Linked DNA regions of Mus musculus: region 2 is linked to region 1. Evidence: chromatin contacts called from ENCODE POLR2A ChIA-PET data. All regions are on one chromosome and are shown on one strand. The core of a region is the stretch at or near the end of the contact, and the rest is flanking DNA. Distances in the headings are between cores, read along the strand shown. Region 1 has its middle 10 kb from the start of Stmn1. Region 2 holds the start of Mtfr1l (mitochondrial fission regulator 1-like).

Region 1 (6,728 bases), core at 1,603-4,102:
GAGTAAGGTCAGAGTAGTTTGACTGTAGCCAGGCAGGGCCTGTCACCATGGGGCATTCCTTCTCATCCTGAGAAGAAAAGGAGATGGCCTGTCCTAAGAGGTTTTTTTTTTTTTTGGTTTTTTTGCTAAAGAGCTGTTTAAGACAGGGTCTTTCTGTGCAGCCCTGGCTGTCCTGGAACTCACTCTGTAGACCAGGCTGGCCTCGAACTCAGAGATTCACCTGTCTTTGCTGCTGCCCAGCCCGCCCTAAGAACATTGCATTGAATTTAAACAATTTACAGTTATTTAGAGGGCTAACCCAGAAGGTATGGCACACATAGTCCTACAATAGTAGGACTTGGAAGCAGATGCAGGGGGATTGCAAAATTCAAGACCAACCTAAGGCAAGGTCCTGTTTCCAAAACAAAAAACCACAACATGGTTTTACACCTATGATCCTAGCACTTAAAGAGGCTGAGGCAGAGGACTTCCAGGAGTTAAAAGGCCAGTCTGGGTTATAGTTGAGGCCCTTTCTCTAAGGCCTGAGGATGTAAAATAAGTTTAACAAGCACTCCAAGTGTACTCTACCCTGGGCTGTGTGCTAGGGAGAGGAGGTGGGTCCCTACTCAGCCTGTGTTCACACGCGAGTTTGGAGACGGCTCACCCGAGAGTGGGAAGAACCACGGGCTTGGCCAAGTACTTAGAAGTAACTGTAAGGAATGGGTGGCCTGAGGAGCTTAGGCGGGAAAGGGCTTGAGCTAGCCCCTTTGTCAGCGGACTCAGTTCCGGCCCCAGACAAAGCACTTGCCTAGTATACACTTATAAAGCCTGCCATTGTGGCAGGTGTAGAGAGGCTGTCATAGTGGGTGCTGGGAGGCTGTCCCTCTATCCTAAGTAGTGGAGGCCTCACAAAGACAGGTGTTAGAACACAGATTTCATTTCATTTTTTGTTTTTTTGAGACAAGGTTTCTTTATGTCTTAGAAATTGTTCTGTAGACCAGACTGGCCTTGAACTCAAGAGATCTGCCTGCCTCTGCTTCCCAGAGTGCTAGGGTTAAAGGTACCACCGCCTGTCAGAACATGGATTTTTAAGGAAGAGAACATAGACGGGGGTGACTTGATAGACACTAGATTGAGAAGAGACCATGTTTGGGGGCGGGGGTGCTAGAGCCACACTGGTGAAGAGGGAGGGAGGGTGCTTGCTGGAGGGCTCTAGAGGGGTCTGTGTGACTCACTGAGGACCAAGCTGGGTTGTGCAGCGAGACCAGGGATACAGGAGAAAAACCACTCAGGAGCCCACAAGGGAATGGGAATAATGCGGCGAGAGAAAAATGAACGGTCAGAATTGGGTCACATGCCTACTGAACCCGTAAGAGAGTCCACCCCAGGCTCCGGGCTGCCTGAAAGGGTTGGTGGTATCTGGCAGCCCCGTGCCTTCTAGACTTGGATACCCCCATTACCCTACTGTTGCATCCAAACTCTGCTAGCAGAAAGCCCTACGTGTAACCCGGGCCACGCCCTTCAAAGCAGTTCACAATCATCTCTTGCTACTCTGTGTGTGGGGAAAGAGGTTCTGCCCCATCCCAGCAGGTCATAAGTGCTCCCCTCCCTTCTGCACAACCTCACAGTGGATGGTTGTGGTTTCTAGGTAAGTGCACTGGAGAGAAGAGTGGCTGCCTTCCCCGACAGCCCGGCTGTCTTGACTCGGTGTTAACCGTGATTCAGAATAAGCCAAAGGCAAGGCCTGGTCTCTATGGACCTTGTTGGAATGCAGGTTAGCCTAGGTGCCCTGGAAGCTACCTGCCAAGCCAAGATTGGCTCTCTGTCTGGTAAGACTGCCAACTCGCTGTGACCGCATGACTCACTGTGACCAGATGCCAGGGATCCCCACAGTGAGCTGAACTTGAGGTCCCAGAAACTTCTAGAAGAGTGAGGTCTCCTGACACCTGCCGCTCACACAGAACGCTGAGCATCCTTGTGCTTGAGCCTACCATCAGTGGAAGCTCCAGTTCTGCACTTAGGAGGTGTAAGAGCTCGGGGATGGGGCTCAGTCGGCAGAGCAGTTGCCTAGCATTCATAAAGCCCACTCTGGTTCCACCCCCAGCACCATACACATCAGCTGTGAGAGCATACACTTGTACCAGGCCCGGGCACTGGGAGACAGGAGGATCCAAAGTTCCTGTCGTCCTTTGCTGTATCGTGGTTTTGAAGCCAGCCTGGGATTTATGACGCCCTAACTCATTTCTTTTAAAAGGCACAGAAAAAGGTTTTAGACATGCATGTAGATTTTTAAAGCTTAGTTGTAATGGGCTTCAAACGGTAGCACCTTCTGGCCAGGCCCTTGCCTCTGACCACTAAGTCCTAAAGAGACAAGACTGATCCAAGGGAAGAGAGAGACAGGTGGAAAGAACCAGATGCTCCAGGACTGTTATCTCTGCAAATAAAGAGACAGTCAGACATTCTGTTGGGACAGCGAGACACGTAAATACAGGTGTGTGAGTTCAGTCCCCAGAACCACCAGCCTGCACCTACACATGTACACAAAGGATCCATGTAAGTAAATGTAGAGATATTATGCTGAATTAGATAACCACTCCCATAGTCTACCTCAGTGCACCTGCTTTGCCCTGTGGACCCCATGGGGAGTTAGCTCTGCCAACTAAACTAACCCTGGAGGTGTCCAACTCTTAACTGGAATCCTCCTACACCCGAAGGCACAAGCTGACAAGTTGACAGCCCTCAGCCATCTTCAGTCATCAGGCACGTTGCTGGCCCGTGCTGCATTTTAAATGATTGGATGAGTTGACATTTGCACAGAAGAATCTTGATTTTAGGCTTCTTGAAAAACCTTTACGCTTTGGCTTTCAGTCCCACCCACAGTCCGCTCCTGGTGGCTGCTGCCCCCTGGTGGCAGGACTTGCGCACCACAGCTCTCTCCTCCCGGTGCACCTGCTGGCCGGCAGGGGCACTGGCTTCAAAGAGCTCAGCCTAAGTGAGAGACTCCTGTCTCAAAACGCAAGGTGGACAGCTGCTGAGAGGCCTGACAACACTCTGCCCTCCACATGTGTGTGCACATGCAAACACACACACACATACACACAGGCACACACGTCCATAGTGTTTTTTATTTTGTTGCCAGGAAAATGCTTAGGATGAGACACCTTAATTACAATTACTACTCTTCAGTCCTTAGAAGAGGCAACCATCCTTGAAGGCACGGTATTACACAGCAGGACCTAGGGACTCTCCCTGCACGGTTGTGTCGTTCACTACTGGGGCAGATGAGTGGCCACTGTGGTGTTCCGTCTAAGGCTACAGGTTCCTTAACTCATCCTGGAACATGGAGGCATAAGAGTTTGCAAGATGTCGCTCTGCCCCAGGTGAGGAGGGGCCTTTGTCTATAATCCCCACATCAACTTCTGGAGGTAGCCCTCAGTGCTAGGTGGAGGCCACCCTCCTTATTTAGAAGAGCCTCGAGCCACATAAACGACTTGCCAGCTGTCTTAGGCAATTAGTAATGGTCTCAGAGATTGTTCAATTTCCATACAGCAGCCAAAGAGGGTTTGTTTTGTTTTGTTTTTTGAGTCACAGAGAATAGGATTCAAGGTGCAGCCTGGCAGCTGTACAGGGCTTTGGGTGTTCTTGCCGGCACCATAATCCCTACAGCTGGCAGTAAACGCTGGGGACTGAGTTTAGAGAAGCAACACACTGGGGGCCTGCCATCTTCCCTCAGTGACTGATCCACAACTTCATGGGTCTTCTCAGCCTGGCCCTGACAGGAAGACAAATGTGGGACCCACAGCCCACTGCAGCAGCCCCTGGGACATCTCCACAGCTGGATTTTTGTCCAGCCCCTCCAGGAGTCTCTCTGTTCTTTCTGGAACTTAAAATATCTGTAAGCCAGGTATTGCGGTGCACATCTTTCATCCCAGAGTTCAGAGAGTAGAAGCAGGCAGATCTCTGTGAGTTCAAGGCCAACCTGGTCTAGAGAATGAGGCGGGATAGAAGTACTCAGTCAGTTTGGAGGGAGCGTGTTGACATTTGAACACTCTGTGTCTCCTCTGAGAGGACCACTGTCCACCCTGCTGACCCTCCTTCCCTGGGCACCTGTGCTGTCTGCGTGTGCTTTTCTTTCTCTCCTTTCTTGCTATGACTCGTTTTCTGAACTCTTACTGATGTATATATTCACAGTAAGTAAGAGTTTATGCATGCCATCTTAAAGCTCAGATAGTCTTGTGTTGTCATTTTTACTCTCATCCCCACTCATGGTTTACAGGGGATTGAAGGTTGGGGTCAAGGGTCACATGCTCAGGGTGCTCTCAAGTTGGATTCCCAGGTCCCTTTCTTGTTCAGATCCAGCATCTCAGATGTGTCTGGTAACCACGCTTACCATCTCCTCTTGACCGATCCCCCTCGGTGATTCCATTTGGCCATCATGGTAGGCTTGCCAGACCCCTCTGATCCATTCTCTCCTGAGAAAAGACTTGCATGGCTTTTCCTGAGCACTGGTCTAGCCTCTGCTTATACCACCTCTTCTTACTGCCATCCCCTGTCCCCTGCCTGGAACAGGTACAATGCCTGGAGTGCAGCAGTCAGCTTGTGACTCTGAGGGTAAAAGTCTCATGACAAAGGTGACTGGAGCAGGGGACAGATAATGTCTTTGGGCCTTGGCGATATCATTTAGCTGCCACAGGAGCAAGGACTTGCCGTCCAGGTTCTGTTGCAGAAGGCAAATTAAATCAGTTACATATTTAGACTGCTGGCTCAAAGTGGCAGCCAAGTGCCTGCCATATAAGCTGGAGGGCCTGAGTTTGATCCAGCGCTCACATTAAAAAGCCGGGCCTGATGCACAACTGTAGCCAGGCATTGGGAGATTAAGGAGAGTGGGCAGACAGGTGGCTCCCTGCAGCTCTCTGGCTAACCAGTCCAGCCAGTTGGTGAGCTGAGCTTAATGAGAGAACATGTATCAAAAAGTTGGTGGGGAGTGCATGGTGGTATAAGCCTTTAAAACCAGTACCTAGGAGGCAGAGGCAAGCAGGGTTCTAAGTTCAAGGCCAGCCTGGCCTACCTAGTGAGACCCTGTCAATACTAATACTATAATAATAACATGAAGAACAGTGGGGAAAGATGCCCACTGTCAACCGCTGTCCTCCACATGAATATGAACACACGGGCTAGGGAGGTGGCTCAGAGGTTAAGAGCACTGACTGCTCTCCCAGCGGACCTGGGGTTCAATTTCCAGCACCCACATGGCGGTTCACAAATGCCTGTAACCCCAGTTTCAGGGAATCCAACACCCTCACACAGACATGCACGCAGGCAAAACACTGATGCACATGAAATAAAAATAAAGAAGTCAATTAAAAAATATGAACACACATGCGTGTACACCTGAACACATACACGTCTATACCCACACGAAAACATGACATATAGCACATAAAAAAGAAAGTCGGGGGAGGGTAAGGGATTCCTACATTTACCAAGTTACCCATTCAGTCATTCAAGCACTACTAATAGGCGGAGGTTGTGCTAGAGTGTGTGCTTAGAATGCATAGGGCCTTAGGTTCAATCGCCAGAACCCAAAGGAAGAAAGTGGCCACAGAACTACGCATCAGACTCTAGTGTAGGGAGGGAGAGAGACTTAACATCATGCAACACAGAAGCCCGGCCTCAAGAAGTGCGCCCTCTGGTGGCATCTGGAAGGCAGGCCTGGTTCCTGCCCAGTTGACCCTTGAGAAGTTCCTTCTGGGCTAGAGTTTGATGTGCCAGGTGGGGTGGGGCTCCTCTCACCTCACGGAGGTGAGGTAATCCAAATAACCAACATTTCTCCCTGCGTTCTATATAAGCCTTACCACATTCTTACCACATTCTCTCCAGGGGAGGCATTCTTGTTCCCATTCCATAGCAAGAAAGGAGAAGGCGTGCCTCTTGCCTAACAATGGCTGTGCTAGTCAAGCCCAGAGAGTTTGATTCCAGAAGCAGTGCTCCTCCACCTGCCACCGGTTCCTGAGCCTTTTCTGTTCATATGGAAAAAGCCATTCCCTGGTTTGCCCCCTCCCCTTGCTATAGACACAGACTGCTCTCGTGGTCAGGCACCAGAAAGGGCCCTCCTGCACCCTGCACTCAAACGTGTTTGCAAGAAGCTCATCTCGGGCTGAGTGCTAGGAATGTAGGCCACATCACAGCAGCACATATCGTCCACCAGGGTGCTGGTAGGGTCACTGGTGGGACCAGTATGGGGACGGATAAAAGGCAACTGACAGGCAGCCTTAGGTAACAATGGGATTGGGTACATTTTGTTTTGTTTTTGTTTTTTTGAGACAGGGTTTCCCAGTGTAGCCCTGACTGTCCTGGAACTCACTCTGTAGATCAGGCTGGCCTCAAACTCAGAAATCCTCCTGCCTCTGCCTCTGTCTCTCGAGTGCTGGGATTAAAAGCGTGCACCACCACTGCCCGGCTGATTGAGCATATTTAGCAGAGGAAAAGGAACCATTTTAAGGAGACAACTCAGTTGACAACATGCTTGCTTTCCAAACATGAAGTCTTGAGTCCTGTTCTCAGAGCCCAGGTAAAGAAAGGCCAGGTCTGGTGGTTTTTTTTTTTTTTTTAGAAATAACCGAGGTGGGGATGTGGAGGCAGAAAGATCCTAAGTGCACTCTACTTAGTGAGTTCCAGGTCAATGAGAGGCTGTAAGGAGGAGGAGGAGGAGGAGGAGGAGGAGGAGGAGGAGGAGGAGGAGGAGGAGG
Region 2 (6,728 bases), core at 1,422-3,921, 57 kb after region 1:
ATATCAGGCCATTTCCAGGAGCACGAGGTTTCCTTTCCTGTGAAACAACCCCCAGAGATCAGCAGCACTGAGTGGCCACAAAATAAGCCATTACTAAAACCAGCACCGCCAATGGTTAAAGGAAGAAAGCTAGCCACGAAGGCTGCCCTTCCTTGTCCCTGGCTTTTCTAAACCCAGACCCATTACAGGCTACATTTCAGACCTGTTGAGAAAGCTCGACCAACCTAGGGAAACTTCCAGGCTCTAAGGTTAACTGAGGCAACACCTCCAAGATGTAGAGAGAGCACTCTGGTGGTTACAAAGCCCAACAGAGAGCAAAACCAAGAATGCCGTCCAACTAAGCATTTATTCTTGAGAATTCAAGTGGGTAAGAAAGATTCAACGGCCAACTCGTGCTAATTTCAGTCTACTGGGCTATGGGGAAAAGAGCTTTAAGTGGTTGGAATGGATCACCCCACCCCCAACTACAAACATTCTGTCACAGAACCACACCTCCAGCCCCAAGAGGTTTTGTCCTCCTCATCTATGACTGTGTCTTATAATGCTTTTGGATGTTGCTTTCTTCATTGGTAAAATGGAGAAAGGTAAAGTTGCCACTCTAGACTACCCTAAAGGTCAGTGAAATTGGGTGGGCAAAGTGCTTAACAAAATTTAAAATAAGACAGTTACTCGTAAATTTTGAGAATTAATTTATAAGGTTAATATACAAAGCAGTACTCCTAACTGTACCCTTCACAGCTGCCCTGGCACGGAGGTTCAATTAGTGAGCGTTTATGTCTATTAAACACAAAAATACCCACTAGTGCCAGGCATGCAGATATTTGTGCTTTTAAGGAACTCAAGTCCAATGGGACCTGCAGGACCCGGACACATTTTTCAATGAAAGGCTGGGTCTCATTAAGAGGTAACTACAGCCCAGGGCCCCATGGTGAGTTTGGAGAGACTAGGAAAGTGAAAGTCTTCTAAAGAGGACAGAGCATCCCAAGGGATTGCAAAAGGCAGACCAGAGGTCTTGTGAGAGTCACTGGAGAACCTAGGTCTGGCTCTCAACAGTGAGGAGATGAACTGGATGGTCGGCATCTCTTAAGGGAGAGCTGGAGTTCCTCTTCTGCCTTAGAGAGTTGTCATGAGAGTATACATGGAGAGAGGAAAGAACTTGTCTAGCCAGTCACCAAATGGCTGTTCAGTGGACAGTGTCTAAAGTCTGGTCCAGGTTCTGATATGTGCAGCCATGTTCAAGCCTACAAAGTCCCTGTGTGCCAGACTTCTTGCTAAAGGCCACTTAACTGTGCTACTCCTGCCATTACGCCCTCTCCTGTCCTGCTTCATCTCCAAAGACTCCAACCGAATCTAAACCTCGGGTTTAACAAGCTGCCGGTTCTATTACTCTGGTGTTTAAATCTTTCAACTCTCTTCTAGACTCCACAGTCCTGCCAGCAGGATATACCCCATCTTCCAGCTCTCTTAAGACCAAGCTCTAATACAGTTTGGCAAGTACACGATCTGCGACCATACTCACTCCCTAGTCTTCTGCTGGGGCCATGCTACTACCGGGCTACCAGCTCCCAACACACCTATCTGTGCCCCAGTCTATACCACTGCCTCTGTGGGACCCAACTTATCCAGCTTATCTCAGTCCCTCAGCACCCAGCTCATCCATCACTCTGTCCCTGGCAGCCTGGGGTTCGCAGTTCACTCCGTGGCAGCCTGGATCGCCTTCCGAGGGTGCTCAAAACAGAAATGGAAGTAACCGAACGGCCCATATCCCGGCCTCCGGCAGCCGCTGTAAGCACTTGGCTTGCTTTTAAGAAACCGCTGTAGGCGACACTAACTTGGCTTCGAGGCCCCGCCCCCCGCGTGCCCGCTAGACGCTCTAGCCGGTTCCGCAGCCCCGGCTCTCCCTCCGCACATCGGCGCTGCCGCAGCTCCTTCTGCGCTGGCCGTGCCCGCGTCTTCCCGTGCGGCCACTCTCGGCAGACCCTCTCTGCTCCGAGAGCGCCTCGACCCGGCAGGTCCTGGGCCAGGGAGAAACTTTAGCCCAGCGGTGCCCGGCGGACACCCGGGCAGAGCGCGCGAGGGTCTCACGAGGCGCCGGTGGCCAGCAAGATGCAGCCCCCTGCGCCCTCAACGACGGGTCCCCACCCCCGCGACGGCGACCCGGCCCGGGCCAAGGTCGGCCAAGTTCCTACCGCGCGTCCAGCGGCCCTTGGACCCGCGGGCCGGGCCGGGCCGCTCAGTAGCCTCCAGGCCGGCGTAGGTCCCAGATACGCCGCGCGGCCCGGGGCGTACCGCGCTCCAACGGCTGGGGCGACCCCAACCGCTGGGTGACACGGCCAGCAACTACGCCTGGGGACCAGTGCCCTCACCGAGGGGGGCAGACAGCGGCGACTCCCGCGAGAACTTGCACGGGAACAGGGAACGCGTGCTCCCCTGCGCCGGGACGGAGACGCCGGCGACGGCCCAGGGCGCTCACCGAGCCCGTCTCCTGTGGGACCCCGCATCGGGCTTAGCCCGGACTCCAGCGCCACACTCACCTCAGCCCCTCCTACCCCAGCGGGCGGCCCGGCCTCGAAGTCCCTCACTTCCGCTGACCCGCCTCCGGAAGCAATCATTTGCAGCTGCGCGGCGAGCACCACGCCCAGGAGAGGCGGGCCTAGAGAGGGGCCCGGAATGGACGCGGGCTCTGAGTGGACGGCAGACCGGCCAGGAGGCCACACCCCTCCCCGGGCCACGCCCTCACCCCTCCGGGGGAGGGCACGAAGTCTGTGCGCGCATCCCGCTGGAGTTTTCCTCCCAAGTTTAGTTGCTGCCGTAGGAGTTGCTTCCCGTGTTTAGTGTCAACAAACTTCTGGGAAGCGGTAGTCTGCCAGTGTTGCTGCTCAGCACTGGAAATAGTCCATACTCCTGCTGCAGATCTCCGAATCCTCTCATCTTGGCATTTCAGCCTTTCCTATCTAGTCTGGACCCTCGTCCCATTTCATGCTCCCCCAGATACATCCCCCAGCAAAAATGGCTGCTTTCGCCTTTCAGGCATGCCCTCCAGTGCTTCGGAATAGCTGTCTTCTATTTTAAAGTTCTCTGTCTCACACACGCTCATACACGTACACACGTGTGCAGCATAGTTCAGTCTGTTAATGAGATGGGTGGATTGATGGCACTCGGAGACACCAAAGCTCTCAAGGTCGCTCTTTCTACCGGTCTCCATGGCATCCAGTTAATGGGCATACACTTTCTTCTCTGCACGTGGCTTTGCCTGACTCACCAGTTCTCCCAAAGCCTATAATCCCCACCTGCCAGGGACAAATCTTTTGGATTCGTGGGTGGACAGCTTTGTGCAGTCACAATGGGCATTATGCCCAGACCTGCCTTACTACACCCATACATGCTTTATTTCTCTATTGTTGTCCTCTGGAAATTACAGTTATATGTTGCTGAAGAACGGGTACTCTTTGGGAAACGTGTCCTTAGGTGACTGAGTTACACAAACATTATAGAGTGAGTACGTACACACACCTACAGAATATACTACATCCTAGGTGAATTGGTAAAGCCTATTGCTCCAGGCTACAAAAACCTGCACAGTTGCAACTGTGCTAAATCCCAGGGAAGTTGTATCACAATTGTAGACATTTACTTCTAAACACCGGTAGGGCACATGCCAAGATAGATAGCTGGAATTTCTCAGCTCCTTTTTGATTGTTGGGTATCACTGTCAGATAGTCTATCAGCGACAAAGCCACTGATAGAACCTAGTGGGGAAACCCCCACTCAATTCCCGATTCGGTGTGCACCCAAAAAATCACGAAGGACCATCTTGATGGAATTAAATGAGGTCGTTTAATTACGGAGCTCCGGACCGACATGCATCCCACACAGGAGATAACGGATGTCGGCCACGAGGCTGGAAAGCTAGGGGTTTTTATGGGGTAAGGGGCTTAGGGGTGTGGAATTCAGCATAGCAACACACTATTGGCTTATTCAAACATCAGGAGAAAAATTACATGTACGTGCAGGGTGTCAGAGTTCTGTGAGTTGTTGACTCAGTTCAGATAGCCCTGTTATGTCCTCACATTCCTCTTTATCTTATGGTCAAGATGTTCCCAGGAGTGTTTTAACTACGGGGAATACCCAGGTTTGTTTTTCTCTTTTCTCAGCCCCAGACAGCCTCTAGGCTCACAAACAACCAGCAATTTCTGAGTACTTTATATGACTTACAGGTCTTGAAATTTCATCTTTCTTTCACCACCACTGTGTGGCATCTGACCATTTAAACGTTTCTTATGGGTTTGTGTGTATGTGTGTGTGTGTACTTCATTTTGCACTGCTCCCCATAAGATAAATAATTGGGGGCTGGAGAGATGGCTCAGCGGTTGAGAGCGCTGGCTGCTCTTCCAGAGGTCCTGAGTTCAAATCCCGGCAACCACATGGTGGCTCACAACCATCTGTAAGGGGATCTGATGCTCTCTTCTGGTGTGTCTGAAGAGAGTGACAATGTACTCACATACATTAAATAAATAAATAAATAAATAAATAAATAAATAAATAAATAAATAAATAAATATTTTTTAAAAGATAAATAATTGGTTATAATCCATCCTTAACCTGGAAACTGACTTTACCTCTGTGTCAGTGAAAATGATATGGGAACAAAGGGCTGGTTTGCAGAGCCTTTCCTCTGTGGCAGGCTAGGCTTTGACATGTCCTGGCTCAGCATGTTTCCTTGCCTTATGACTCAGCCTTCTTTTACAGGTCTCCATCTTTACACTCTCCCCACCATGTGTGCACTATGGTGAGGAGGAGGTCCAAAGATAACCAGGAATTGCTTCTCTCCATCATGGGGAATTCAGGGACTGAACTCAGGTTGTCTAGGTAGCAAACACCTTTATGCAGTGAGCCATCCCACCACCCCTACAGGTATATTTCCTCCCATAATTATCTAATGCCTGTCATATGCTCCGCTTCTAACGAGTTCAACATCAGGACCATTCTCAACACAAACTTCCAGATTCTCCAGCGTAGTTTCTCATTCTGTCTATTACAAGCTCCCTGTTGCTAGACAAGGCTCCAAAACAGTCCAGCTCAAATGTGCCCACCCTTACCCATTCCCCAATAGGGGCAGTGGTCAGACTGTGGAAGGCCAAAACCGAGCATCCTGCTCAAAGGAAAAGCACCAAGCTACTGTAGGCTCTCCAATTTTATTACAGGACATACTGGGGATGGGGGAACAAAGGCAGAGGGGTGATCAGATGGCAGCTGGGGATGTGCAGAGGTGTCTGATGAAGACCCAGAAAGCCCCAGCAATCAGTACTTCCCATAGGACTGCTCAGAGAATCTGGCAGAGCTATAGACACCTGCTCTGTTTAGTCTGATAAGAAGACATGATTTGAAAACATTCCCTTCCCACCACAGGGGGAAATGAGCCAGGGCACCCCCAAAACCGAGACATAGCCTTTAGAGTCATGTGGGTTTGGATCACAACTCTGGTCCTCTGAGTGACCCCGGAAGTCACTTTACTTTCCTAAGACTCCAATGTCTTCCTCTGAAAAATGGGGGCAACTTTCCAATTCATGGTTTGCTATGAGAAAATGTATGTGATCTTCACAGGGCACCCCAGAGACAAGGCTCCTGGGAGCCAGAGAGCGTGAGGGGGGCTCTATGTGGTGGCCCCAAGGGCTGGCAGGGGAGTAGGAATCAGGGAATGTCTATGTGCCTTCCTCCTCTGCATGGTTGAAGCTTGAGCCCCTGGTGAGACCAGGTAAAGAGATGGCTCACAGTGACCTGGCTGATGTCAAGAAGGCTCAGATGCGATTGAGTTCAAGGCGCTTCTTGGGAGTGTGGAGCACAGGACAGGGCTGGGGAATACTGAGTCTTGACTGCTTGTAAAAAGCTGGAGAGAAGGAAGGTGGGCTTAGTTTCTCCCCACATGTGCAACTGCGAGGACATCAGGCTGGATCCATTTGCGATTTCAGACCCAGCCATCATGCGGCTGTTGCTGGGGGGAGCCACTGCCCACTTCTTTCTCCTCAGCATTCAGAGTTTTAAAAAATATAGACTGTGAGAAAGTTCTTATAAAAACACTTTTCTGTATGCATAAAAAAAGACTGGCCATGGTCAGCCGTTCAAGCTGTTCACCAAGTCCCCAAAAGTAGCCGATGGGAACTGGTGGCCATCCGGTGGTGAGTTGACTGGCAGTACCCTGGGGGGCTAGACAGTGCTGGCAATAAGAAAGGCTGCGCTCTTTGGCTGGGACACACTTCACAGTGAACTTCTCCATCTCTCTGAACAGGACTGGACTTGGGTCATCAGGTCAACAGGCTGAAGGGTAGCAGTGTGACAATATGGCCTCCACTTCTGTAGAAGGGCTTTGTGCAGAGGCTCCAGACAGCTGTCTCCAGCTGACAATGACCCTAGCTGGGAGCACTGTGCACAGAAGGCTACCTAGGGATGGCCAGCATAGAAGGCTCCAAGCAGGCATAGCGCTGGCAGCTTGGCCCCGAGCCCAGCTCTTTTAATTCCTTTGGCTTGAAAGGGGAGCCTAGAAAGAAGGGACCTTTCCAGTCCACTCCCTATTCACACCGAGGTCCTGAACTACACTGTGTGGTCCAGGGAGGTCTCCCCAGACCCCTTTTGGGGGGACTCGAAGAAGCTCTTGGAGCCAGATGGGCTGCTAGTGGTAGCCGGATTAAGCTCAGTCACATGACCGGGCAGACAGGCCCCCTCATCTGGCC

Evidence for each region. ChIA-PET counts read pairs that join two places held with the same protein, here RNA polymerase II (POLR2A).
Region 2: POLR2A ChIA-PET joins it to region 1 with 12 read pairs in Patski. The contact joins the promoter of Mtfr1l here to the enhancer-like site in region 1. POLR2A ChIA-PET finds 5 or more read pairs at or near these places in 2 of 5 experiments (Patski and embryonic stem cell).

Annotation. Positions count from the first base shown.
Region 1 is chr4:134,475,304-134,482,031 of GRCm38, forward strand. No RefSeq gene overlaps it. Among named protein-coding and RNA genes, the nearest start is that of Stmn1, 10 kb to the left of the region's middle. Within about 2 kb of position 2,853, at least 1 of the 3 ENCODE cell types and tissues checked has a DNase peak (open chromatin) inside an H3K27ac peak, as active enhancers do.
Region 2 is chr4:134,532,716-134,539,443 of GRCm38, forward strand. It overlaps Mtfr1l (mitochondrial fission regulator 1-like), which reads right to left and starts at 2,672. Exons shown (of 7, transcript NM_029759.4): 1 at 2,535-2,672; 2 at 1-37. It overlaps Selenon (selenoprotein N), which reads right to left. Exons shown (of 12, transcript NM_029100.2): 12 at 5,177-6,728.